Linked DNA regions of Homo sapiens: all the other regions are linked to region 5. Evidence: chromatin loops called from intact Hi-C (ENCODE). Cell type or tissue: endothelial cell of umbilical vein. All regions are shown on one strand.

Region 1 (5,000 bases), 180 kb after region 5:
TTACACTCCCAACAGCAATGCACGAAGATTCCAATATCTCCATATCATCACCCACACATTTTATTTTCTGTTGTTGTTATTATTATTATTTTGGAATAATAACTATTGTAGTGTGAAGTGATATTTCATTGTTGTGTTATTGTACATTTTCCTAATAACTGGGGTGTTGAGCATCTTTTCATGCGCTTATTGAACATCTGTATATCTTTAGAGAAAATGTCTATTCAAGTCCATTGCAAATTTTTAATTGAGTTGGATTTTGTTTTGAATTCTCTGCCTTTCACATTATCTTTTTGGATCTCCTCCATTCTGTAGCAAGATACTCTTGATAAATTAGAAAATTACAAAATAACTTTTTGTTTTTAAAAAACATTTTTATGAAAAATTTCAAATATGAAAATTTAAAGAATTGTGTTGTGATGATCACCATACCTGACATCTAATTTTTGTAATTGATATTTTATTATATTTGACTTATTTCATACCTATCATCTATCCAACATTCTACCTGTACATCAATCAAGCTTATTTTTTGGATGAATTTAAGATAAGTTGAAGATATCAGGAAATTATTTTTAATGAACAAAAACCACTCTCATGGAATGTGTAAGCTTGAGGCAGGGGTACAGCTGTCTCTGGGACTTCTCTGGCAGATAAAGTACAAGCACAGAAGAGGGGTAAAAGTCAGTGGGGGTTTAAAACTCTTTTACTTTGAATATGGCTTAATGAAATTTCTTGGGAAAATGAATCAAAGAAAACATTCCCAAGGAACAGGCAGTGCTGACAGGGAGATGTCACTATCAGAGCACCCGGGCTGTATATTACGATGGTTGCTGGGCAACACCGCTGGCTCATCTGGTTCACATGTAAATAATGAATCCTGGGCTAGAAGCAAAACTTCCTGAGGCTAGTAGGTTCCAGAATTAGCTCTTAAGCCTCTCTGTCCCTCTCCTACTATAGCACTGGCTCCTTGGTCTTCCCCAATGGGCTGTTAACTCCTTTGATGTCAGAAACCATATTCTATTCATGTCTATGCCCATTTCTTTTTCAAAACATCATCTAACATCTAGGATAGTGTTTTAGACAGAGAAGGTTCACAATGACTTTTGCAAGCTCCATTAAGCATCTATATCCTCCAACCTCAGGGTTCATTGGACTGTACTTTGCATTCTTTCCTGTACCTACACCCTACCTTTGAGGAACTCCTGGAAACCCTGTCAGGAGTTCAAGGGTCTAAGTTGCCCTTTCTTATTGCAACCAACCTATTGCCTGCCTAGCGTCTTCCATCTTTGTCAAACTTCTCATGCTTAGACAAACGTCCCAGCCTGTACGATGCCCTTTGCCTTTGATCCAGCATGAATAAAACCCTCCTCAAGGTCATTTATGAGATTTCATGTCATGGAAGCTGAGTAAGAAGGGGACCTTCAATTTAAAGGTGCAGAATGTAGACTTGTAGACTATGCTCAGAGAAGCATTATGTCACATTTTAAGAAATGGAATCTCATGATAAGAGTGAGAGAAATTATGCTTTTCGGTTGGAAGAGCATCTTCAAATAGGAAACAAGGAAGATTGCCAAAGATAATGTTGTAGTCATCCAGACATGAAAAATCAAAAACAGGGCTCTTTGATGGGGGCGAAAGTCAGTTGCATATGAGAAACAAGACCACAATCAGATTTAGAAACAGATTATAATCTCTGCTTCGCAGTTATGTAGTCAGAAAGACTCCCTGAGTCTTCTGACAAAGAGGGTAGATGGAAAGGCTTACCAAGGGCCAGCTGGAGACCAGGGAAAGAGGCAGAGAGGTGGGAGGGAGTGGGCAAGGAGTGGGATTTCGACAGAACGATGAATTGCATCCAAATAAATAAGATTTAATAACAGCATATGAAAAGACAAAGTCCTCATTTTCACCTGTCTCTGGATTTGCAAACATAGATATTTCCTTTAGAGAGGAAACCACTATATTTATGATTGGTTCATATTTCACACCTTTATTCATACATATCCTGTAATGTAAAAGGCCTATTTCTTATTACATAGGAAATGCTAAATGCACTGGGGAGTCACAGAAATGCTCAAAGCTTTTCTAGAAGTTAACATAAGTAGCTGGTCACAGGAGTACAGCCTAAAAAACAAAGCCTTCTTTCTGACTCTGCAGAAATTAAGTACTGACATGTGAAACCTGCTGAGAGTTTCGTCTGTTTTTACTATCAAAGCCTCATTCTTTTTTTTTTTCTAAGTATGAGCATACACACATGATTTAAAGATGCTAGCAAACGCTCATACGCCTGCCGCTTATACGCCTGCTACAAGGTAAAGAATGCGGCAGCGCCCCCTAGTGGTTTCTGTGTGGAGTTACAGCCTACGAATGTGCAAATACACGGGACCCTTCAGCTTTCATCCCTTGACAGCCAGGACACTAAAACACCAAAAGCTGGAATTTGTTAATATTATAATGCCAAACAAGATTTCAAACAATATCAAGTTTATTAGGAGGAAAAATGAAGACAAGTCAGATATAGAAACTTTCACTCAAACATTTAATGAAAATAAATGCAATATCATTTGCAAATCCAGTAAGGTCACACTTTAAATACAGAAAAAATATAACCTATAGATCATCAAACGCAGGTGAGCTGGCTTTGGAAAATTGGGTTTCTATTGCTAAGACAAGGGAAGATTACCAATTTAATTCTTGCTCTAGATAATGTCATAAATTTAGCTCCTTATGTATCAGATTTAAGTTTAACAAAGTAAATTAGCAAAGCCGACAAAATTTTCCCCTTCTTGCCACATAGCTAATAACTTTATACATACCAACTGTTCTTAATTTTAAAAATGATTGTAAAATGCTCCACTCACAATTCTCTTCTTCCCACACTTTCTCCTTACTGCAAAGTGTATTTAAGAGTACTGGGGGGGGCGGGGGGGCAGGCGCGGTGGCTCACGCCTGTAATCCCAGCACTTTGGGAGGCCGAGGCGGGCGGATCACGAAGTCAGGAGATCGAGACCATCCTGGCTAACATGGTGAAACCCCGTCTTTACTAAAAATACAAAAAAGTTAGCCGGGCGTGGTGGCGGGAGCCTGTAGTCCCAGCTACGTGGGAGGCTGAGGCAGGAGAACGGCGTGAACCCGGGAGGTGGAGCTTGCAGTGAGCTGAGATCGCGCCACTGTACTCCAGCCTGGGGGACAGAGCGAGATTCCATCTCAAAAAAAAAAAAAAAAAAAAAAAAAAAAAAAAAAACCAAAAAGAGTATTGACGGTAGTTCCATAGGTGAGGCTGTTTAAGATACTATGAAAAGAAAACGTGGCCACCCGTCCGTAAATGTTAGCCCTCAAATAATAATGATGACTAACACACTACTTGTTAAGAGTTTTATAGAGTTTATCTCATAGCAAACCAGTGAGGTGGACGTGATTAGCTCTCCCATCCTACAGGGGAGGAAATTGAGTCTAAGACCACACAGCTTACAGGGTGGCTCAGGTAAAATTCAGATCTAGGGAGTCTGACTCCAGAGCTCAGGCTCTTAATCACTCGAGGAGGTGCTGCCTCCCAAACACGATGATATCTGGTCTACAGTGGCAGGTTGCACACAGATGGGTCAGCACGTGAATTGGCACGTAAATTTGTTGCCAAAGGAATGAAGATGGCAATGTGCTTGAAAAGTTGTATATCATCAAAGACTCATCAAAAAGCATGCCATTATCACTGCTGGTGCTTGCCTCGTCCCACTACCTAAGAACTACAGCTTTAGTAGTGTGTGTGAAGCTAAGATTCTAGTGGAATTGTTATTTAAGGGGAGATCTCCGGAAATTATGGGGCTGCTCCTACTAGCTAGAATTTCTTTAAAGCATCAAATTGGATTAAAATGAAAGACCTGAAAAGCAGTTCCAGCTAGAAACAAGGAACCAACCAGACAGACCACAGGGAAGCTTGACAACTTCTAGAAAGAAGCATTTTCCCCTGACTTTGCCCACAGAGCAGTGAGAGATATACAACCCAGGTCACTTACAATTTTTTGTAAGCTGCTTCTGTTCTTGGGGTTTAGGAAGTAATCAGCGACGCTTCCTATAGTAATGGGGGAAAGTGGAAGTTTTCATTCTATTTTTAGAAAAGAAATATAGGCCTAGTTTTTTACACTATCTTTGATAAAATTAGACAACTAGTTAGAATTATTTTACTTTCTTGTTATTTTTTAGCACTAAACTAATATATGATCATTGTTACCAAGAAAATCTTCAAAAGATGTATAAAGGAGAAATTAGTCATCTCCATCCACCCAGGGTCCCTTTCATTCCCTCCTTCCTGAGGTAACCAATGTTAACATCCGATGTTCATCCTTCTACCACTTTATGTATACCCATACAGACATATACACTCATATATAGACATAGGTAAGGTTTCAGCTTTTTATTTGGTTTAGAAATGAGATAGTACCATACATATTGTTCTACACCTTGGTTTCCTCACTCATCATGACATCTACATCATAGAAACCTCTCCAAATGGACAGACATAAATGTAACATTCTTTTCAAATAGCGGCACAGTATTCCATAGTATGGACATGCCACAATCAATTCAAATATTTTCCTAATGGTGAAAATTTATTTTCTTTACAGTTTAAAGGACTGGAAGATAATGAGGTAATAAACATAGTGTAACATATGTTTATCTCCTGCTGCTTGCTTTCCAGAGATTCTCCAAAGTTAGATAGCTTAGTCAAAGCATATGTATTTGTAAATTTTATTAGATACAGCAAGATAACTTTCAAAAATGGTGACAACTAATACCCAACCAGCAACATTTAAGATGCTCATTTCCTAACATTCTTACCAGGAATAGATAATTTTACTCTTGAAGTTTTGCTAGTATGATGGGCTTTAAAATACAGTCAGCACCCCCTTATCAGCGGGCTCTGTATCCGTGGACTCAATCAACCGTGGATAGAAAATTTTGAAAAAAAATTGCATTTGTACTGAACATGTATAGACTTTTTT
Region 2 (5,000 bases), 51 kb before region 5:
AGCTACAAAAATGTCTATGATTCTAAATTAGTCTATTTCATTTAAGCACATTTACAAATCAATTTTCTAATTTGTAAAATGGAACATAAGCATTTGCTCTGTGTAACTCATAGAGTTATTTTTTTAAATATAAGTGCTAATACATGAAAAAACGTTGTGCAGTGCAATTAATAAATGAAATCCAAGTAGAGGCAGTCCTACAGCTTCAGTCCTAAGAATTGTTTTGTTACAAAGCAACTCTTGAAACAGAGAATCTCTGCTGGGACTTTCTTTCTTTGCTAATACAATTTTCTGCATCCAGAACCTATGGCAGATCCTAAAGTGACTTCTGAATAATAAAAGAAATGCTAAATTATACTCTGTACTTTTTATTAATAAGAGTTTACTCTTTAATACTTTGAAAAACAATAAATACTTGTAAGCAAAAGTCTCCCAAATGCTGAGATAAAAGTCAGCTTTATTTGATGTTTTTCAGTTTCTATATTGACTTAATTCCTAGCCAAGTGTTAAGGAATGATGTTTTTTTCTTCCTGTGATGTTTGTATTATAATGTGCTATATCAATAATCTTCATGACATACTTTGTTTTGTATCAAAACAGAAACTCTGTTATTGTGCTTCCCTACTGTGTAACTTAGTTTTTTAAAATGCTTTCCTACATATTAAGTCCTTTATCAATAATAAATGAGAGTCAGTTACTATTGTCTTAGTATAGCTTTTGTTGTAACTACATCAATCAAGCCATGCATTCTCTAGTTAAATAGGTATTTACTTCAAAAACATGATAGCCTACAATTTTTTCTTTAAAATCTTGTCCAGAGTAGATTGTAGTATAAGTGCCTCATTTAAAATAACTGTCTAAAAGAACCTGTCCTTATCGGGCCACTATAATTTGTCATCATTATCTGTAAATAGTACAGCTCTACTTGTATTAAAATGGGAAATAATAATGGTGATTAGAGACAAATATAGCAGTCATCTCTTCCTATCTTCCAGTCAACAGAAATATTTACGTTTTGGGGCTGGCTAAATTCTGCATACTTTTGGCATTTTTAAACTGAAAAATATAATCCAGATATTGTATATATGGGAAGGACTACCATCTTCTAATTTATAAATTAAATGATCATGTTAAGGAGCCATCTGCAAAACCACTTATTAAATGTTTATTATTAACAGTACATGAAACATGACATGATTTTTTGTGATTTTTGTGAGCCATCTCTGGCTCTCAATGCTTGCAGAGTAGAAGCAAATACTTTGAGAGTTTATAAAGCTTAATTGTGCTTTCAACGTGTAAGCATTTTCAGCCTGTTACCTTTTTGTTTCCAGCAAGAAGAGTTCTTTTTCCTTCCACATCGATGTTGTTTAAGAGAAATAATATTTAAATTGCATTAACATGCTTAGCAATGTGAAAAGTTAATAGATTAATGTCTCAGGCAGTGTTAGAATTACCAAAATGCCTCAGGAATATATTAAAATGGATCTTGGCCACAGAAAATATCAAGAATGCTGAGGCACACCACAGGCATCTTTTTTAAAGCCTGTTTTGTAATAAGCAGAGAAAGTGAAGGTGCTAAATCATGGTTTACTACCCCATTTGCCTCACAGCCTCTCTGTCTCTGGTGCTGGGCCTCAGAAATCAATTTCACACACGGCTGCTATCAGCATTCTTTGAGCTATTAAGACGAAAGCACTTTCTCTTCTTTTTATTAAAACCAAGCTCCCTTTTATCACATAGCTCCTGCTTTGTGCTTTCCTGCCTTTACACTCCACTCTGTCAGTGGTGAGGGCTAACCTGTCTCCTGCCTCCCTTCCTTTCAGTTCTAAACTTCTTGAAAGGCTAACCCATGTTCACTGCACCCACTTCCCCAATACTCCCGAATTCTCTAGTGCTTTGTAATCTGGCTTCTGCCCACCGCTTGGCTGACGTGGCTCCTCTGAAATTCATCAGCATCCTGTAATTCACCACATCCTATGACTTTCCCTCACATCTTGCTGCGGAATATGCTCCCCTGGCTTCTTTGGCAGCGAGTTCTCCCCTGTTTTGTCCCCTGCCTTTTCTTACTCATCTGGACTAGCAAATGCTGTCATCCCCAAGACTCTTTCCTCAGGCCCCTGTTCTCTCTGTGCTCCGATTGATCTTATCCACTTTCCTCACTTGAGTTGTCTTCTCCTTGCATGTGATTTACAAATCTACGTCTCTTCCAATCTCCAGGATTCTAGTTTCACTTACCTGAATGCTTTGTTGATACTTTAAACTCAGCACATCCAAAACCAAGCTCGCTATTTGGGGCCCCAATATTTTAGCAGTCTTTCCCCCTAGCATAGTGATGAACATACAGACATTGCTATACAACAATTCCCCTTTCTCCAGCCTCCTCTGTCTTCCTCCTCATCCCCTTCACCTACCCCCTCTCCCTCCCTCCAATCAATTGCCTCTGCCACCTATTCTGCTTCTGCTGTGTAGCTTCCTTCTGTTCCCCCTGTCTGCTAGAGCCCCCATTCAGACTCTTCTTGCAGTGGTCTTCTATGTGATACACAACTGGGACCCCAGCCTGCTTCCAGCTCTGGCCAGGCCAGTTCCTCTGTGGCATGGGTCTCAGTGTGCCAGGACACATGCAGTAAAACAGCTGAACATAAGATAGGAATGATGGTTTGGGACAGGGCCTTGGATCCCAGCTGAGGAATTGGTCCTTGAGTAGACTCCAGACAGCTGGAGACAGTGAAGGCTTTTGAGCACGAGATGACTAAGGTTTTACAGTTTTCAAAGTACTTACACGTACTTATTTGATCCTCATAATACTACTATGAGGCACTGAAGGTTTATGGGCATTTTAGGAAAAAAGGGGAAATGAGGTTTCTGTTAAAGGGTAGGAGACAAAGCCAGGTTACCATCATTTCCTCAACAGATGAGAGGAATTTAGTATCTCTTTATGTCTAATTAAATAAGTGGTATACAGTTGGGTAAGTCGGTCATTTGGATAAGAATTAAATTTAGCTATCTGAGAAGAGCAGTGGGAAATATGACCAAATACTTAATCTCACACAATGGCCATCTAGAAAAAGAAAAATAAAGAAAATAAAAGATGAGATGACTAGTCTGTGTGGAAGACTGAATGTTCTCAGCGTATGTTTTATTTTGTCCCTTCAAATTGGGCTCAGGAAGGTTTTAATTTCTTCTATCTTTTACGAAATGATTTAACATGTTCATGGTTCCTATTTTTTGAATGAAAAGTGTATACATTGAAGTGGCTGGTGCATTATACTTCAGATTACGCGACATCCTGGTAACTGGAGGATTTCTGAATCTCTTTGTGCATGCTATGTAACAGGATCGGATGATCATCTTCACATTAGGCACCAGAATGCTTCCTCTCACATATAGACTTAACAATTTACAAAGTGCATTCACATTGACTACAGGAGTTCCTGGAATCAGTATATTATCCCTGTTTTAGGGACAAGGGGCTCCTAAGTTTTTGATTTTCACAGGGAGGAAGGGAGTTTATAAAGCATCTTCAAATATAAGAGATATATCCACTAACAGTTAAGAGGTTTTTGGAACCCTTTAAATATTCAATTAGATCAGTGATTGTCAACTCTGTCTATACATTCAAATTACCTGGGAAAATTGCCAATGTCTGGGTCTCTCCCCAGACCAACCGTATCAGAATCTCTTGCGGGGATGGAGGCTGCCAGCCACCCAGATACTTTGTTTGGAATTCCTGAGGTGATTTTTATGCAGAAGAGGGTTGAGAACCCTAAATTAGACAAGCATTTATGAGTGAATTCACTGGATGACTTTCTTGAACCAACTTTTATCTTTATTCTGTCTTAGACTTACTGGCTTCAATGTGCTCCAGACCCCACAAATTCAAAAGCAATCTTAGTTTTTCCTCTCAGTCCCTTTCTTTGAGATTGCATGGAAGACTGTAGTTACGAGGCAAAACTGTCAGCTGCTGTGAATCCAGGGAAAGACAAGAGGTTGGTTTCTGGAATGAGGTAGGGAAATTTCAGCCTTGCAGGGAGAGAGTAATAATTGCTGATGTTTATTGGGCACCTGCTACCTGTGTGGGGTACTGTGCTGAGTAGGTTGCATGACTTGTTTTATTAAACTTCACAATGATCCTTTGAGGTACATGCCATTGTTGACCCCTGTTTTACAGGCAAGGAAACTGGGGCACAGAAAATGACAGAAAGGTTACACTGGTGGAACCAGGGTTGAAATCCAGGCAGTCTATCTCTTAACCACTATTTCTGTGGTTATCAAATGTTGGTGTGTATCAGAATTACCAAGAAAGCTAATAAAATACACAGAGGTCTATACTCATTGAAGTAGGAGGGGCCGGAGCCTTCATAATTTTAACAAGTGTCTGGCTGATTTGGCTACTGACCAAACGTGGGAAGCTACTGAATTATGGTACACTTGCTTCCAGATAAGGAAACAGGCGCCCCTAGATTAAGAATAAAGGAGGTCCTGGGCAGAGGGTTTTGATCTTGATAGGTGACAGAACAGATCTAAGGTAAGACAAACATACAGACTCTCTCCAGGCCCTCAGATTGGGGAGATCAGTAAATAAAGGCGGGAATAATCCACATCAGATGATAGGGAATGAGAGGGTTCCATAATCGTATTTCTGCATCTGAATCTTAAGCCTAGCTTTGCTTCTATTCGTTAGATATTGGAAAGACTGATACAGCATTGCATCAAACCTAAGATGCTATAGACTGAAGTGACATTCCTATTTTATATGCCATTACGAACCCTTTTAAAAATGCCACTCACTAAACTATGGCTGCTATAATTATGAAATTCATTCAAGTTGCTATAATCAGAAAAAAAATTTGTGTCTTAGGATCGATGAAATACGGTACAAGCTGTGAACTGCAATGAACTTGGTTCTGAAGCTGTGGAAATCGCTCAGCACACTGGGGAGGCTCCTGCTAACCAAGGCCAAAAACATAGTTCAAACAACATGGAAAATAATCTGTACTGCA
Region 3 (5,000 bases), 79 kb after region 5:
GAACACAAAGCAAGGAACACTCAGCTATTCAATATACTTCTCTCCAAATAATTAAAACAAACCCAAGTTGAATATATGGAATGTAAGAAGAATGGACCATGGAAAGTAAGTTAATTGCTAAAATTTTCATTTCCTGAGTTGGCCTATGTTCAATCAAACAATTATTCTGCATTACTGCAATACTAGACATATGTGATATTTCTAGAGATTCCTAATATATTTGTTCCAACATATTAGGCACTTCATCAGGTCTGAGTTTTTTTTCCAACTACGTTCTAAACTGCTTTTGCATTCTGCTCTATATTCCAGTGTTAGGTGAGAACAAAATTGTATGGATCTTAACTCACCTGTTCCAGTTTTAGCTGGGAGAGAATCTATGTGCCCACTGGTGTCAGAACTGTCATCTTCTGTTTGAATGAAGAACCTTACAGTGAGAAATTTCAAATGGTAAACACAACTAATGTTCAGTACCCACATATTCCTAGATTCTTTGTGCTTGACAACACTTCTACCCCATCCCTTTCCATATGTAACACAACCTTGACCTAAGAGAACTGCTCCCTCTAGGCACAAGAAGTATTTTATGCTCCCCTTCTGTCCCAAACAGAGGGCCTCTACTAAGCAGGGATTGGAAGTTGTGCCAAATTGCACATAATTGTGCGTGATGAATTTGTAATGCAGGCTAAAACTTGCTGGAAACTCAGCTGAGACCACCAAATTCATTTAGTTGGGTTTGGTTGGAGGCCAATCCTTTATTCACTAAGCTACAAAGTCTCCGGAGATTTTTATTTGCTCACAAAAATATCTGAATCCAGCACTAGAGTCTTTCTCTGCATGAAAACTAAATTAGTGTGGTGTTGCTTCTCATAGTTCTGCTCCTTCAAGTACTCTAGGGGATTAAAAGCTGGAAAAAAAGAAGTGGCTTCGGAGTGTAACACAAACAACTCTAGATGCTGAAAATATAATTTCCCTATTGTTTGCTTTAAGGCACAACACATCATTAAGTTCAAAGTCATTTAAATGCAAGAACCTACGATTTCCCCCCAAAGCCTGCAGCCATAAAGACATTTATCACAAAACAACTTCTAATTTCAAAAGGAATCATATAAGTATTAGATTTAATGTTCAATGACAAAACTGTTGTTGAAAATCGAGAATATACCAAGTGAAATACACTAAAAAGAAATACATCAACATTTTAATAGTGGTTATTTTAGGAGTTGAATAATTATAGATGATTCCTCTGTTCTTTTCTTTATTTTCCAAATTTTCTATAATGTGACTTTAATGCTCCTTATAATCGAAAAATACACTTATTGGAAAAGAACCCTAGATACATTACAGATGGTTTTGTTTTTTCTCATGCTATTCACATACTGCTGTAAAATGTAAACCTGTCGACAGTACAACTCATGGAGGCACCCACATTCGGGGGAAAACAATACCATCTTGTATTTTATAAAACTCCTGCATTCCAACGGGCTCAAAACACATTTAACAAGCTTCATTTCATGATTCTAATCACCATTTTTCTGAGATACATTTCTTACCAATTGTTAACTCCTGAGATTTACTCAGATTGAGATTTGTTCATTTATTTGGCGGCAGGGAAAGCAGGAGATGGGAAACTTAAAAATGGTTGTTTTGGAGTCCATTTTTCTGGGGGAAAATGAAAAGTTTAGGATTATGCTCAAGACATCCTAGTCACAGAACACAAGAAGAGAGACCCCTGTCAATGAAATCCATGTATTAATTGGTGGGCACTGGAGTGATTTTTCATGTTAGATGTTAAAATTTCAAAAACATATTCATTAAGTGCAGTGTTTCTCAATAGGAGTGCTACTGACATCTGCCACAGGACAATTCTTTGTCATGTGCAACTGCCCCACTTTGAAGAGTGTTAATGTCTCTGTTCCCATAACCAGTAACAGCCTCCCCTCAGTCACTGGGGAAATAAAAAATCTTTTATTTACAGTTGCCTCTATTTGGTCATCATTCATTTAGGGTATCTCACCTCTTTACCCCAAAGCATGAAGTCGTACCAATGTTAATACCATTTTATGGAAGAGGGCACTGAAGCTCAGAGAGTTCAAAAATCTTGCCCAGAATCTTACACCTAGCAAATGACAGAACCAGAACTGGAGCCCAGTTTTCTGACTTCCTGCAATCCAGTGCACTGAAACCATGACAGGACTCCTAGGTTGTCTGTTTCCCTTCAACATGTTTTTGTGTAGCTCGTAGATCATGTGTCTTCAAGTTACTATTCCTTTATCTTTGCTTTCAATTCAATTCAACTCAATCTGGAGTTAAAGTGATTGAGATAAAGAGACAGAGGCAGCTGCTTGGGGATCAGAGGACAGAGCATAACCTAAGAAAGCTACACCAGACACAGGAACCTTCTGTAAATAGGCAGGACCTAGGAAACCACATCTGACTTCCCCTCACTGTGAGCAACAGCAATAATACAATTACTATATATTGAGCACTAATCAAGTGCCAAGTACTTTGCTAGATGTTTTAATCTCTAATCTGCACAATAATTATGGAGGGTTAACATTATTATTAGTATTATTGCCATAGAGCTGAGGACACTGATGAGGCTCAGAGTGGTTAAATAACTTTTTCAAAGTTACTTAACAAGACTTGAGTCCAAGGTATCAAATGTCAAAGCAGGGGTGGGGCATTTTGTGTGGGCGGGGGGGCGGGTGGGGAGGTGGGGCATTAACCCTGCTGAATGGGGACTTCTAGGGTAATGCCAACACTTTAATAAGGAACACCCTTAGAAAAGTTAAAAATAATATGAATCAGGCTGTATACATATCTTACATGATCAAAATGGGTGAAGGCTTACAAAAGATGGAAAAAGATCTGAAAACACAATCTTGGTGCAGAAGAAAGCAGTCATTTCCTTAATGGGAATTACTGTAATTTTCTACAGCAGACATTCAGAGTCATATCCGAATGGGAAGCTATGAACACTGGCAAGGACCTTGATTCAAATATCTTCCTGGTGAGTAAAGAAACCACCATTAGTAACCATCTTTTGGGTCAAACATTGTCCTCACTTTGTTCTCCTTTAATGTGGAACTACTTCTGGGAAAAGAATCACATTGTTAAACTGTAAGTCCCTGGTGAAAGATTTAATTTGTGTAACCTTTTCTCAAAGATGATTGGTGCCAAACATTCTTAGGACAGCATCGGATTCTGGGGGCAGAAGAATGGAAAAGATGGGGGCAGAAGAATGGAAAAGATGGAGGCTGAAGGGATCCAAAAGGGCCCCGATAGAGGGAAGGGGATATCTTTATACACAAAACTCCTTAATAAGTAAGTGCAGGACCAGAGCTTATTTTGTACTAAAAAAGTCACTTCAGCCCAGCATGTGCATGCATATATGTTTGCCTGTATGTTATATAATTGCATATAATTATTATTGAGTTAACTTTACCTAAATTACTGGATAAGAGCATGGCAGTATATCTGCTTGTAGCATGCATTCTAAAAAGAGAAGAGTGTTCAAACTGTTTGAAGTCACTGAAATTTAAGACACTCCCAACCCCTACCCCACCCTCCATGACTCTGAATGTCTGCTATAGAAAATTACAATAATCGCTACTAGTTAGCATGTGATATTGGGAAGCAAATTCTTAATGGTCCTAATTGAAAATGTAAGTTCACACAAAACCCTGTGCACAAATGTTCATAGCAGCATTATTAATAAGAGCCAAGATAAGGAAATAATCCAAATGTCTATCAAACAATGAATGGAAAAACAAATATGGCATATGCATAAAATAGAACACTATTTAGGCATAAAAAGGAATGCAGTATGGATACATGCAATACCATGGATGAAGCTTTAAAACATTGTGTTAAATTTAAAAAGCCAGACACAAAAGGCCACATATCACATGATTACATTTATATAATATGTCTAGAATGGGCAGACTCATAGAGACAGAAAGTTGATTAGTCATTTCCAGGGGATAAGGGTTGGGGAAGAATTGAGAGTGACTGCTGCTTAATGGGTATGAGATTTCTCTTTGGAATAATGGAAACATTCTGGAATTAGTGGTTATGGTTGCACAACATCGTGAATATCGTAAAATAACTAAATTTTATACTTTAAAATAATGAGTTTTATGTTATATGGATTTTATCTCTATAAAAAAATGCAAAAATGTTCTTAATGGTCTTACTTTTCCCACAAAAGGAAGGAGCAAAGAACAGAAAAATAATTGACTCCAACTATCATTTCCTCCATATAGTTCAATATGTGGGGAAATAGATCTGAAGTTAACTAGCATTCATTAAGCTCTCCCTTATTCCAGGCACTGTTATGTACCTAATATATTTCTCACTTAATTTTCACAACTGTAAGTATATACTGGTATTCTAAATGTGCAGATGAGAAAACTGATTAACTGACTTGACCAAAGTAACATGTCTAAGTCACCGGAACAGCCAGGATTTGAACTATTTAGGTCTATTTGGTCCAAAGCCTAATGCTCTCATTCACTATTCAATACAGCCTCCTTGGAAAATAGGGTGAGAAGGAGCTTTAGACTGAACAACAACAAAGTAAAATATATTCTTTGGAGTCTAATCCATTATGGGGCAGTGGGGGTAGGGATATGCAGAGAGCTGGACAGGGTAGAGAATGTTTCAGGTCTAAAACGATAGCAGTATCATTCTAGCAGAATAATAAATATAGAGATGGAGGCTGCATAATTGTAAATGACAGGTCTTCATTTTCATGTTTTCCAATTCTAGGTTATGGAAAAACAAATGAAATATATATTATACCTTGTAGCTGGCAATACTTAGACTATTGAGCTTTTGGCACTATATTTGACTATACTTAAGAACAAATACATACAACTAAAGAATACAATTCAGATAAAGAAAGAGGAACTAGATTCAGATTCTGAAATATTATCCTTATGCAAACTTGAGATAGTGAAAAAAAAATCTAGCAATGCTTAAGCTAATCTCTGCTTGCA
Region 4 (5,000 bases), 350 kb before region 5:
TTTCCTCACTATTTCCCTTGCCGGGTCTCTCCAGGCTGTATGACATTTGCATTTCAGCACCACTTCTAATCAGCTGTCAATTATTCTGAGGTGGGTGACCAGTCTGGCAGTGAATGAGATCTCCTCAGCTCAGCTTTTGGCCTTGGGCCTACTACATTGCTTATTCTTACCTCCTGTCAGAGGAAAGGCAGGAAGTAGAAGTAAGGCTTCCATCAATCAATCGAGTTATATATGGGCAGCTCTAGTAAAATGGGGAAGGAAATAGACACCTTAGTTAAAGGAAGTTTTTGAATGATTTGTGCTTGATTTAGTGCTATTCCAGATCATCACCACTATTACTGGAGACCCTCAAGTTTTGTGGCATTCAACTAGAGCTGAAACATTGTGAGGGATGAAAGGAAGCCTCTGAGAGCTTGTGATATAGCTCATCCACCCATACATTCACTGAGAGATTGTGTTATGGCTCATCCAACCATTCATTCACTCATCCATCAAACATTAGTTGCTTTTTTCTCAAAGTCAAACAATTACATGTTAGTTTATTTCGAAGAAGCTAATAAGAGAAAGATGACTATACAATTTACTTATCTTTGGTAAACCATACAATATTTTAGATCATAGTATGACTGTTTCCTGAAGGAATCTTATCAGATGCAACATAATGTAATATCATTGCTAAGTCTCTTCAGGTGTTCAAGCTGTTTTAGATTAGAAAATTAAAAATCAACTTTATGATTTAAAGCTTTAGGATGTCCCAGGAATATTTATGCTTTCACAAAAATTCTAAATAATAATGAAAGCAGGCTTAGTCAAGTTTCAATAGAACTGAGAATGATGGAACTCAGAAGATCACTATTCAATTTCACCACATGGCAAAGGTAGAAATTAAAATATGCTAAGTTCCCAAACCCATTAGGGTAGCTGGCTCCCTGGCACTGGAAACATCTCCCTTGTCCCTACAGAAAACGGTTCTTGGACACTCGCAGCAGGAGGCTAGAAGATAGTTCTTCTGAACTTTGTTTTGGTCCTACTATGATTTAAGTAATGGCCATTGGCAAATCTCATTATCTTCCTCTATTTCAGTTTACCAACTTCTAAAATCCAGTTGAAGTCTGTTTTCCTGCTCATCAGAGGGAATTGTTAAACTGGGGTATATAAGGAATTTCTAGATCCTCTTTTGGTATTTCCAATGACTCTTTTCTTGGTAATGCTGCACACTCTGAATGGCAAATTAACCATGAGGGAGGAGGGAGGATGAGGAAATTGTGAGGAAGGAGTGAGAGGGGCACATGATATTGGCCAGTTTCCCCTAGGCAACTTATTAGATCTCCATATTAGAATCATTTTTTTTTTGCATACAACTACTGCACCTGTCTGATTTCAGGCAGAGGATGTAACCCTCTCCTACCCTGGCCCATTTATTTTTAGGTGGGGGTTAGTTTTTATAGTTACACTGGTTTCTCCAGGCACTAAGTAAGCCACCATGCTTTCTGCCCATGTCTGAAGCCTGGAAAAGAATTCCTACAAGGCTGATGAAAGGAAGGGAGGTGATCCATCACAGAGGGCACAGAGTGGTAAGGATTTGAACTAGAATAGGAGTAGCGGCAATGGAAACGGTGACATGTAGATCATGAGATTTAGCGTTTGTATAGTCTATTATTCCATAAACACTATATACATAGATAGAGAAACTGTAGTATTTATTTTCATAAAAACAGTCTTAAATATTGTCTTAAGACAGAATCTACATGGGAGAAAGCCTGAATTTCTCACTTATTGTGTATACTTATAAAAGTCACTTATATTTATAAAATGGAACTGTCTAGCTCAAGGGTACATAGTTATTTGGGGGCAGAGTCAGGATTTGAAGTAGAATCTCATGTTTTTGGTCCAGCACTTTTTTTTTTCCACCCTATAATCCCTTTGGGACCACCATAAGACTCAACTGTTTAGTCGTGCTTTCTTCTTGTAATTAGAAAGCTGCCCACAGTGTGTTCTTTGTACATTTGGCCCATTTGCATGTTATTTCCCTCTCTCTTAAAATCCACTAAGACATAAGTCCTTTCAGGGATGGGGGAGGATTTGACTCCTGTTATTATACATACAATATGCCCATAAAATTGGTAGATGAAGGCTTGAAGGCTGCCACTAGGCGGAGCAGTAGTTCTGGAGGGGGGTCCCATGCAGGGCTCTCTGGGAAGCACCGCCAGGCAAAGGAAAGGCTTGCTGCAGAGACGGAGGCTTGCTTCAGTTTACCTAGCCTGGCGACTAGAGAGAGAGATTCCTGGAAAAAAACATTTTCTTTGTATTTCAGTAGTCTACTCTATTAATTTAGCTTAATTCGCTAGTTGCTGATTTCTGTCAGTTTATATTTAGTTTCCAAATTTGATAGGCTTGCTTTAGAATGAGCAGGCAGAGAAACATAGGGCTGCTTTCCAAACAAAACCTATAGGATTCCTTTGGAGCTGTTTTGGAATTTATGGAACCAGAGGATGTGGGGACATAGAATGGGTACAATTAAGACCTACATAGCAAGTGGTACTGTGGTCATGCTAGGTATATCAATACTCCTTGACTTCCTCCCAGACCTGTACCACACTTTTTATTTTTCTAGCCTAAAATTTATTACTTTACTTCTTTGACCCTACTTCTAGCCAGAAAATGAAGGAGCGGTTTTGTTTTTCTGGGGGCCTTTATTTGTAAGCTTCTATGTGACAATATGCCTTCACAAGCATGCTACAAATTAAGGACCAGCCGAGAGGGTGCAAGAAATTGTTTTAGTACAGAAGTAAAAATCCTTGTCATGCATGAGAATAAGATATGGACCAAATGCTCACAGGCCATTTCTACCAAGTATAATCTCTTTCAGGATAAATCATCTCCTCTGCATTTGGAATGTGTAGTGCTTAAGGGCTCTTATTTGAAACAAAGGCAGCTCCGGGTGTATAAAGGAAAGTCTCTGGAAGTTCTGTGAGTAGGTTGGCATCATGGGGTCCTCTGGATCTTTGGCTCAACTGTGACACCACTGTCTTGTGTGAACCTACTTCTCAAATTGATCTCCATGCCCAGCTATGAGGAGCTGCCTTGTGGAGGGGAAGACTTCCCAAATTGGAACCAAGAGACTCGGACTCCAGTCTAGAGTCGTGTGGTGGGCCTTAGGCAAGTCATTCAACTGTGTGAGCCTTTAAGTTTCTTCTATAAATTGAGGCTAATACTGACCTCACAGTGTTCTTGCGAAGATCTCATAGAAGAGTATATAGACTCATTCTTACTGTTTTCCAAGTAAAAAGGTCTCAGTTTAAACACCAGATAAAGCTAATAAATGATTTTTTTTTGATGGTACACATAACCTAAGTAACCTTCTTGGAATTTCTAGTTGTCAGACAAAATATTCAGGTTCTGGGTAGAGAAATGCCCATCTACTACCTGGGATATGTTATTGTGCCACCTCAGGCCTCTCATTCTGACTGGTACGCTTTCCTAAACCTATTGTAGGCCTCAACACAGGACTGGAAGCTAGAAATTGTGGGTGTATCCTTTCTTTGTAGAACAGTAGCTTCCTCTTCTTTCCAAACTTATCTGCCCCACATCCCAATACAAACTTGTCACTCTAGTCAAGATGGCCTCTTTGACTCTCCTTGTCATTAGCTTGGGGCTAAAGACAGGCTCCTCCTCCTCCCCCTCCCTTAAGAACAAGTTCTAGTTCTATTTCCTTGTGCTGCTATACTACACAAGAATCTGTCTGTTTCCTGATCTAGTTGTTAAAACTCCACTACGAAGCCTTTTTCAATCAACAGTGTCTCATTTCTTCAGTGAGATTATAAATTATTATCTCATTCATAGTTCTCTCTTCAGTATTCAGCATAGTGCTGGCACACTAAATAAATACATAATAAATACTCATTTGGTTACCTTCAAAGCAACGGGGCTGAAAATGATCATATCCACAATATAGCATAGCGGACAGTGGTTCAGAGGACAGACTCCGGAGCCATTAATGATGGGATCAAATCCCCGCTTTGCCACTTAGCAGCTCTGTAGCCTTGGGCAAGTAATTTACTTAACTTCTCAGTGACAGTTTCCTCATTTATAAAATGAGAATGATAGTACCTACCTAGGGTTGTTGTGAGAGTTCTGTATAAGCTAATGTATTTAAAGGACACAGAAAAGTGCCTGGCATGTAGTAAAAAACTACAGAAATGTAGGTGATTATGATTTTGTTACAGTTGTTAACATCGCCATGATCATTACCATTCACTCTTCATGCCAGGGCTTATAAATTCTAGATGTCGTGAAGACATGGGGAAATGAGAAATGTAGAGATTTCAATGAAAAAACATAAATTGGGTGTATAGAAAGGGAACAAAGGGTTTGCTGTGCATGGGACCAGGGAGGAGAAAAGAGGAGCAAGAAGTGAGGCCACGTAGCACGTTGGGTTGGCAACTACCTTAATTCTATTCTTGACTCAGGAATCTCTGAATAAGGACAACTAGTTATTTCCATAACTGTATTAACACCAATAACCAAATACTGAAATTTTAGAACACTAAAAAAAAAAAAGCCAGAATTCTGCAATTTCAGAAAGGAATACAAACAAGAGCAAATGAGTTAGAGCTGGAAAACAGTGAACTCAGGAGCAAGTAAGCAAAGTTTGTGCAAATAACATTAGCCCCAAATTCCTATTTATAGGACCAGATGGTGAAGTCTTTTCCTTATCCTAAAATGGGTATTTTTCTGCTTAGGGATTCCTTAGATTAGGATAATGGAATCTACCACAAAGCGGGAGCGGGTGCTAGTATTTATAGGCAAATGTATATGCTTTTTATTATTGAATCCTTACTACCATGTTACTAGATTGATGTTATTTTCCCATTTTAGAGAGCAGGCAAAAGTTCACAGAAGCAATTTGCTCAGCTAGTACATGGTGGCATCAGGAGTAAGGAATAACCTTTGACTGTTCTTAAACTGACAGCATCCAGGAATCTACCGGGGCCTAGTTG
Region 5 (5,000 bases):
TAGTGAATTCTTTTCCTTCCCGTGGCAGTCCAGGGTGAATTTCCCAGATCTTCCTTTCTATCCCCAACAGAAAAAAAGCACTGGATCTGAAATCCTGTCTTATTTTAAAACTGATTAGAAGTGAGACATGTATAGCAGCCTTGTGACTAAGAACTAATATTTACCAGCCCACACAAACCTCTCAGTAGTCTGGATTTCCCCAAAGAGGGCCAGCTATTAGAAGAATGAATGGAGTCAGTATTTTCTTTCCTTTTTAAAAATTGAGATACAATTTCACATTCCATAAAATTCACTTTTTTGTGAGTGAATTAAAGTGTACAATGCAGTGGTTTTGACTGTATAAGATTGTACAACCATCATTACTAATTCCATAACATTCTTATTACCCCCAAAAGAAACCCCATTCCTCTCCCCACTCCCAGCCCCTGATAGCTACTAATCTACTTTTTGTATCTTATGGGTTTGACTGTTTTGAACATTAACTACAAATGGAATAATATTATATGGGCCCTTTTATGTCCGGCTTCTTTCACATAGCATAATGTTTTCAGGGTTCATCTATGTTGTGACATAAATCAGTGCTTCATTCCTTTTTATGGCTAAATAATATTCCAACATTTTCTTCTCTTTTGCCTGTCATAAATTGTTGTTCTTTGTTTGGATGAGCCGCTAATATGGGTCTACAAATGGTGTTAAGAAAAAGATTAACCTATTTGCTAAAATATTAATAGCTCAACCAAATAGATTTTGAAGTTAAGAAATTCCTGGTAGTCTGGTAAGTAAAAATAAAGCTCTTGATTTTCCCCTCTTCCACTTTCATATGTCAGTAATAATTACTGGAAAAAGTAAATGGCCCTTAAATATGACCATCTCTTCAAAATGATGCATCATATTAAAATTGCGGTAATTTTTAGGAAAGCCTACTTATAAAAAAGAAGTATTTGACTTTGAATTAAAGATATATATAATATATATATATTATACATCTGATAAAGTCTAGTGTTTACTAAAATAAAGTGTTGTTTTTATTTACCTAAAAATTTAACCTAAAATACTTTTCATAAAGTAGGACTGTTAGGCCAATTACAGCATCCTAGATGCTGATTGCAGTGTCTTGTGCTTATTGAATGAGCAGGATGGGTCCTTATCTCCCCTGTCATTAAACTTTTACGTTTTAAGATAGAGTCCTATATTTATAGTAGTATTTATAGAAACCTAACACATCTTTTAAACTGTACTAGTGATTTTACAGATTTGTTATTGTTTTTGTGGGTGTTCTGTTCACAAAGTTGCATGGGTACTGAGGGGTCTACCTCGATCTAATTTTCTCATGAGTCTGGTTCTAGTGTGTGTTTCCCAGGATGCAAGGTGTTTTCCAGAAATGCATATTGTACCATAGCAGAACTCCTGTATGTGTAAAAGCATAATCAAGAAGAATAATGCAAGGAAGTCTACCTGAGAATATTACCAAAAACATAATAAATACATTTTAAGAGAATTTTAAGCAGGGTCTGCAGTGGTTAGCTAGCTAGCACCACAGTGAGCATATCTCAGGGTGTTTGAGGAAGATTTAAAATTGAGTACAAATTTAAAATTGAATACACATAGTAAGTTACTGGATGGTGTGAAGTAGTGTACTATAGATTAAAAACTTAGGCTCAGACCACACGAGGAATCAGGAGTCAACCACTTTCTGATTATATGACCTTGGACACACAAATTATCCTTTTGTCATCTATCAAACGGCTGTATGAAGATGAAATGGGATAATAATATAAAGTGCCTAGAAACTTGCCTGACATTCCTCCAATAAGTACTGATAAAGCATTCAAGAGCCAGGCACTACATTAGAGTCTGAGAATACAGCAGTGAACAAAATACAATTTTAAGTCTTCATTTTTTAAAAAAGTTATTATAAGCCAGGAGCAGTGGCTCATGCCTGTAATCCCAGCACTTTGGGAGACCGAGGCAGGCAGATCACGAGGTCAGGAGATCGAGACCATCCTGGCGAACATGGTGAAATCCCGTCTCTACTAAAAATACAAAAATTAGCTGGGTGTGGTGGCGCGCACCTGTAATCCCAGCTACTCGGGAGGCTGAGGCAGGAGAATTGCTTGAACCAGGGAGGTAGAGATTGCAGTGAGATAAGATTGCGCCACTGCATTCCAGCCTGGGCGGCAGAGCCAGACTCCGTCCAAAACAAAACAAAGCTATTATAAAGATGTTTGTCATTTACTGATATCTTCCATATATTCCCCCAAACTGGGTGTCCTCAGTAAGGAATAACAATGAGCAAATTCAGTGTTACAGTGTTATCTGTTCTTTAATGCCTTACTGGAACACATGAAAGGAAAATGAAGACATAGGAACCGGGGGTGATTTGTTTCTAGACCATGATGAGGGACTTGGAATTTGCCAATGCAGGACACACAAGTCCCTGGCAGGGCGGTCATGACGTAGTGAAGACGACACCATGTTCCGTAAGATGCTTTCGGAATGCAACGTCCAGGAAGCCTCCAAAGGAATTTTGCAGGAAACCAATATGGATACTTTGAAAATAAAAGGAAAGGAAAAAAGAAAAAAAAAAAAACCTGTCAACAACCCATCACTGGCAGCAGGGGAGTGTGCATAAATGCGGGTGGGGGACAAAGGCTCGGGACTGGAGCTAAGCCGGTGTGAATCGAGGCTGCATGTGCCTGGGTGTAGTGGACCGTGCACACTTGGGGAAATGCACGTGGTGCAATGAGCCTCTCCATTTTCAGAATTGTGAGGGTGAGCGAGAGGGGCTGCCCGGCGTGTGCAGACTCTGCGCCGGCTCGTCTGTTTGGGTAAGCTGAGTGCAGGGTCCTCACTAGCTGCGGAGGAGTTGGCGCCGGGCACCCGGAGCCGCAGCCAACAACAGCAAATGGTGGCGGCGAGGAGGAAGCCTGCGGTGCTGCAGCCCCCTCTAGGGTAACATTCACGAGCTCGAGAAGAAAGCGAATGCAAGAGGGCAGTGCGGGAAGGGACACGCTTGAAACCCGAGCAAGGGGATGGGGCCGGAGAGAGGAGGAAGCCAGCCTTGGTTCCAAAATACTGCCGTCAGGTCCTGCTGACACCAAAGCAAAAACATCCCTGGCCACCCGAGGGGCTGGGAGGCCGCCTTCAGCTGTCCGTGGGGGTGGCTGCCCTGACGGTGTTGGGTTCCTAGCAAAAGATCAAAAGGCGAGCTCCCTACTCTGAAAGCAAAACTGGCCTGTGTTTTCCAGAGAGGAGCTCCATTTTCACCAGAAGTTATTTTTCAAAAATAACAAGTTCTGTTGATAGTCTTTCTCTCCCTCTATTTCTCTTATCATTCCTATCCTTTTTTTTTTTCTCCATCTCTCCCCCTCCTTTCTCTTCCTATGATTAAGACTAGAAACGTGCAGTAAATGCTTTCAGGTCACATAACGCCAATGAAGAGACTTTAGATTCTGCTTGATGTTATCTGGCCTGATGCAGAGAATAAACAAAACCCAGCATACCACCATCAAGCACGCGTTAACAAAAGTTCCCTGGCTCCTCACTGACTCAAGAGTGACCTTGATCCTCTCCTTCCCGTTCCAGCAGGCAGCAACAGCAGCGGGCATTAGCAGACAGGGGTGTATAAGTGCCCGGGGAATGGCGCCTGGTCTTGGCACTGCGAGTGTATCAGTGTTAACAGCTGGGGGCATAAGTCATGCTTAATCAGGATTTAGTGGCAACTTTCAGTCTCAGATTAGCCCAGCTAGCAGGCAGGGGCTGTGTTCTTGCCAAAGCTGGGAAGCTCAAAAGGTCATGTGATCTCCTGGGGTTAATACTGGTATTTAATGAAATGCCTTGCTTATCACTGTTCTGGGTCAAGAGCTTTGTTTGTCACTGAGAAGAAATCACTGCCAAATATAATATGATCTAGTATTGTGGGTAGCTTTCTTTAACTCTCAAAAGTTATCTCTGTAACTCAGACCCTAGAAAGCCAGTTAGCTAGAAGCAAGTTCAAAAAGAATTCAGAAAGGGAGGTGGTGGGGGTGGTTAGGAAGGCAGGTCAGTAGACAACTTCTGTGACATCCTAAGGAGTTCAGACTTGGCCCTGTAGCAGTGAGAAGGCAGTTAAGGATTTTAAGCATTGTGCAAAACAGAGTAATAGACTGCAGTCTGTCATGACTAGAAGAAGGGGTCTCATTGGAAGAAACTGGAGGGACAAATCAGACTCTGAACAAAACTAGCAGCACTGGGGATGGAGCAAAGGGATTGAATACAAGATATATGAATGATGTAAAATTTACAGGCCATGGTGACTATTTGGACACGGGACATGGAGAGAAGACTGCTCTGGCAGCCTAGGTAGGTGGATGCTGTTGCTGCTATTGAGGAAGTTGGGAAATGAAGATAAGCAGTGGATTTGCAAGAGGGTTGGAGTGGAGATAGTGAGTTCAGTTTTGATGCGCAGAGTGTCCCCCTCCATGTGAATCCCTCTTAGCCACCGAGAATTGCCTTGTCCAAGATTACAACCATCCTAGATGGTGACCCACAGCCAATGACTGGCTGATGCTCAGATAACAAGGCTGAGCCACCCTGGCTTCAATTTGAGACAGTTCTGAAGGGTTGTTTTAGCTCTAGAGTGTCTGTTAGGGTTGGCTACAACTTTATGGTGGGTCAACTTTTCCCTCCACCTACTGCTCCTGCCTTCCTTACGGGTGTATCTCTCAAGGGCACTCTGCAACAAACATTTTTGCAGGAAGCTCTCCACCTCAGAGTCTGCTTCCAGGTAATGCTGTATAATACAGTGTAGGAGAAAGGATTCCATGATGATGGCTGAGAAAAAATGATGTGGTTCTGGAAACTAAAGAGGGATTTTCCAGGAGGAGGGGGGAATCAGCAGCATCAATTACTCATAGAGAGGTAAAGTAAAATAAGAGCTGAAAAGTGTCTGCTGAGCAACACAGAGGTAGGCCATGGGTGACCTGGGCAAGGGCAGTTTAAAGGAGCAGTGGACTGGAGAC

Evidence for each region. Peaks named below come from ENCODE experiments on the same cell type or tissue, not always from the same donor. Only the 100,000 strongest peaks of a DNase experiment are listed, where the experiment ranks them.
Region 1: it touches region 5 in a loop (5-fold over the local background); 82 of 110 quality-filtered maps call a loop at or near these places.
Region 2: it touches region 5 in a loop (5-fold over the local background); 2 of 110 quality-filtered maps call a loop at or near these places.
Region 3: a loop joins it to region 5, with 7 times the contacts of the local background. A loop is called at or near these places in 12 of 110 quality-filtered maps.
Region 4: a loop joins it to region 5, with 10 times the contacts of the local background. A loop is called at or near these places in 2 of 110 quality-filtered maps.

Annotation. Positions count from the first base shown.
Region 1 is chr9:18,252,590-18,257,589 of GRCh38, reverse strand. It overlaps a transcript of ADAMTSL1 not described here. Among named protein-coding and RNA genes, the nearest start is that of ADAMTSL1, 220 kb to the left of the region's middle. In endothelial cell of umbilical vein, a CTCF peak has its summit at 2,338 (motif pointing left); a DNase peak (open chromatin) is centred at 2,329.
Region 2 is chr9:18,487,754-18,492,753 of GRCh38, reverse strand. All of the region lies in intron 1 of ADAMTSL1 (ADAMTS like 1), which reads right to left. Among named protein-coding and RNA genes, the nearest start is that of ADAMTSL1, 16 kb to the right of the region's middle. In endothelial cell of umbilical vein, no CTCF peak of the experiment used is centred here; DNase peaks (open chromatin) are centred at 3 and 1,953; H3K4me3 peaks cover 510 bases; H3K27ac peaks cover 3,389 bases.
Region 3 is chr9:18,357,530-18,362,529 of GRCh38, reverse strand. It overlaps LOC107986990 (a long non-coding RNA gene), which reads right to left. Exons shown (of 3, transcript XR_001746428.1): 2 at 348-1,659. It also overlaps a transcript of ADAMTSL1 not described here. Among named protein-coding and RNA genes, the nearest start is that of ADAMTSL1, 110 kb to the left of the region's middle. RefSeq lists an enhancer at 1-1,424. In endothelial cell of umbilical vein, no CTCF peak of the experiment used is centred here; DNase peaks (open chromatin) are centred at 2,359, 2,959 and 3,959; H3K27ac peaks cover 3,524 bases.
Region 4 is chr9:18,788,430-18,793,429 of GRCh38, reverse strand. The region is part of intron 19 of ADAMTSL1 (ADAMTS like 1); the gene reads right to left. Among named protein-coding and RNA genes, the nearest start is that of MIR3152, 220 kb to the right of the region's middle. In endothelial cell of umbilical vein, a CTCF peak has its summit at 2,141 (motif pointing right); no DNase peak of the experiment used is centred here.
Region 5 is chr9:18,436,582-18,441,581 of GRCh38, reverse strand. It overlaps LOC105369293 (a long non-coding RNA gene), which reads left to right and starts at 4,078. Exons shown (of 5, transcript XR_001746429.3): 1 at 4,078-4,341. It also overlaps a transcript of ADAMTSL1 not described here. RefSeq lists an enhancer at 2,376-2,931. In endothelial cell of umbilical vein, a CTCF peak has its summit at 2,965; DNase peaks (open chromatin) are centred at 2,941 and 3,601; H3K4me3 peaks cover 1,006 bases; H3K27ac peaks cover 2,448 bases.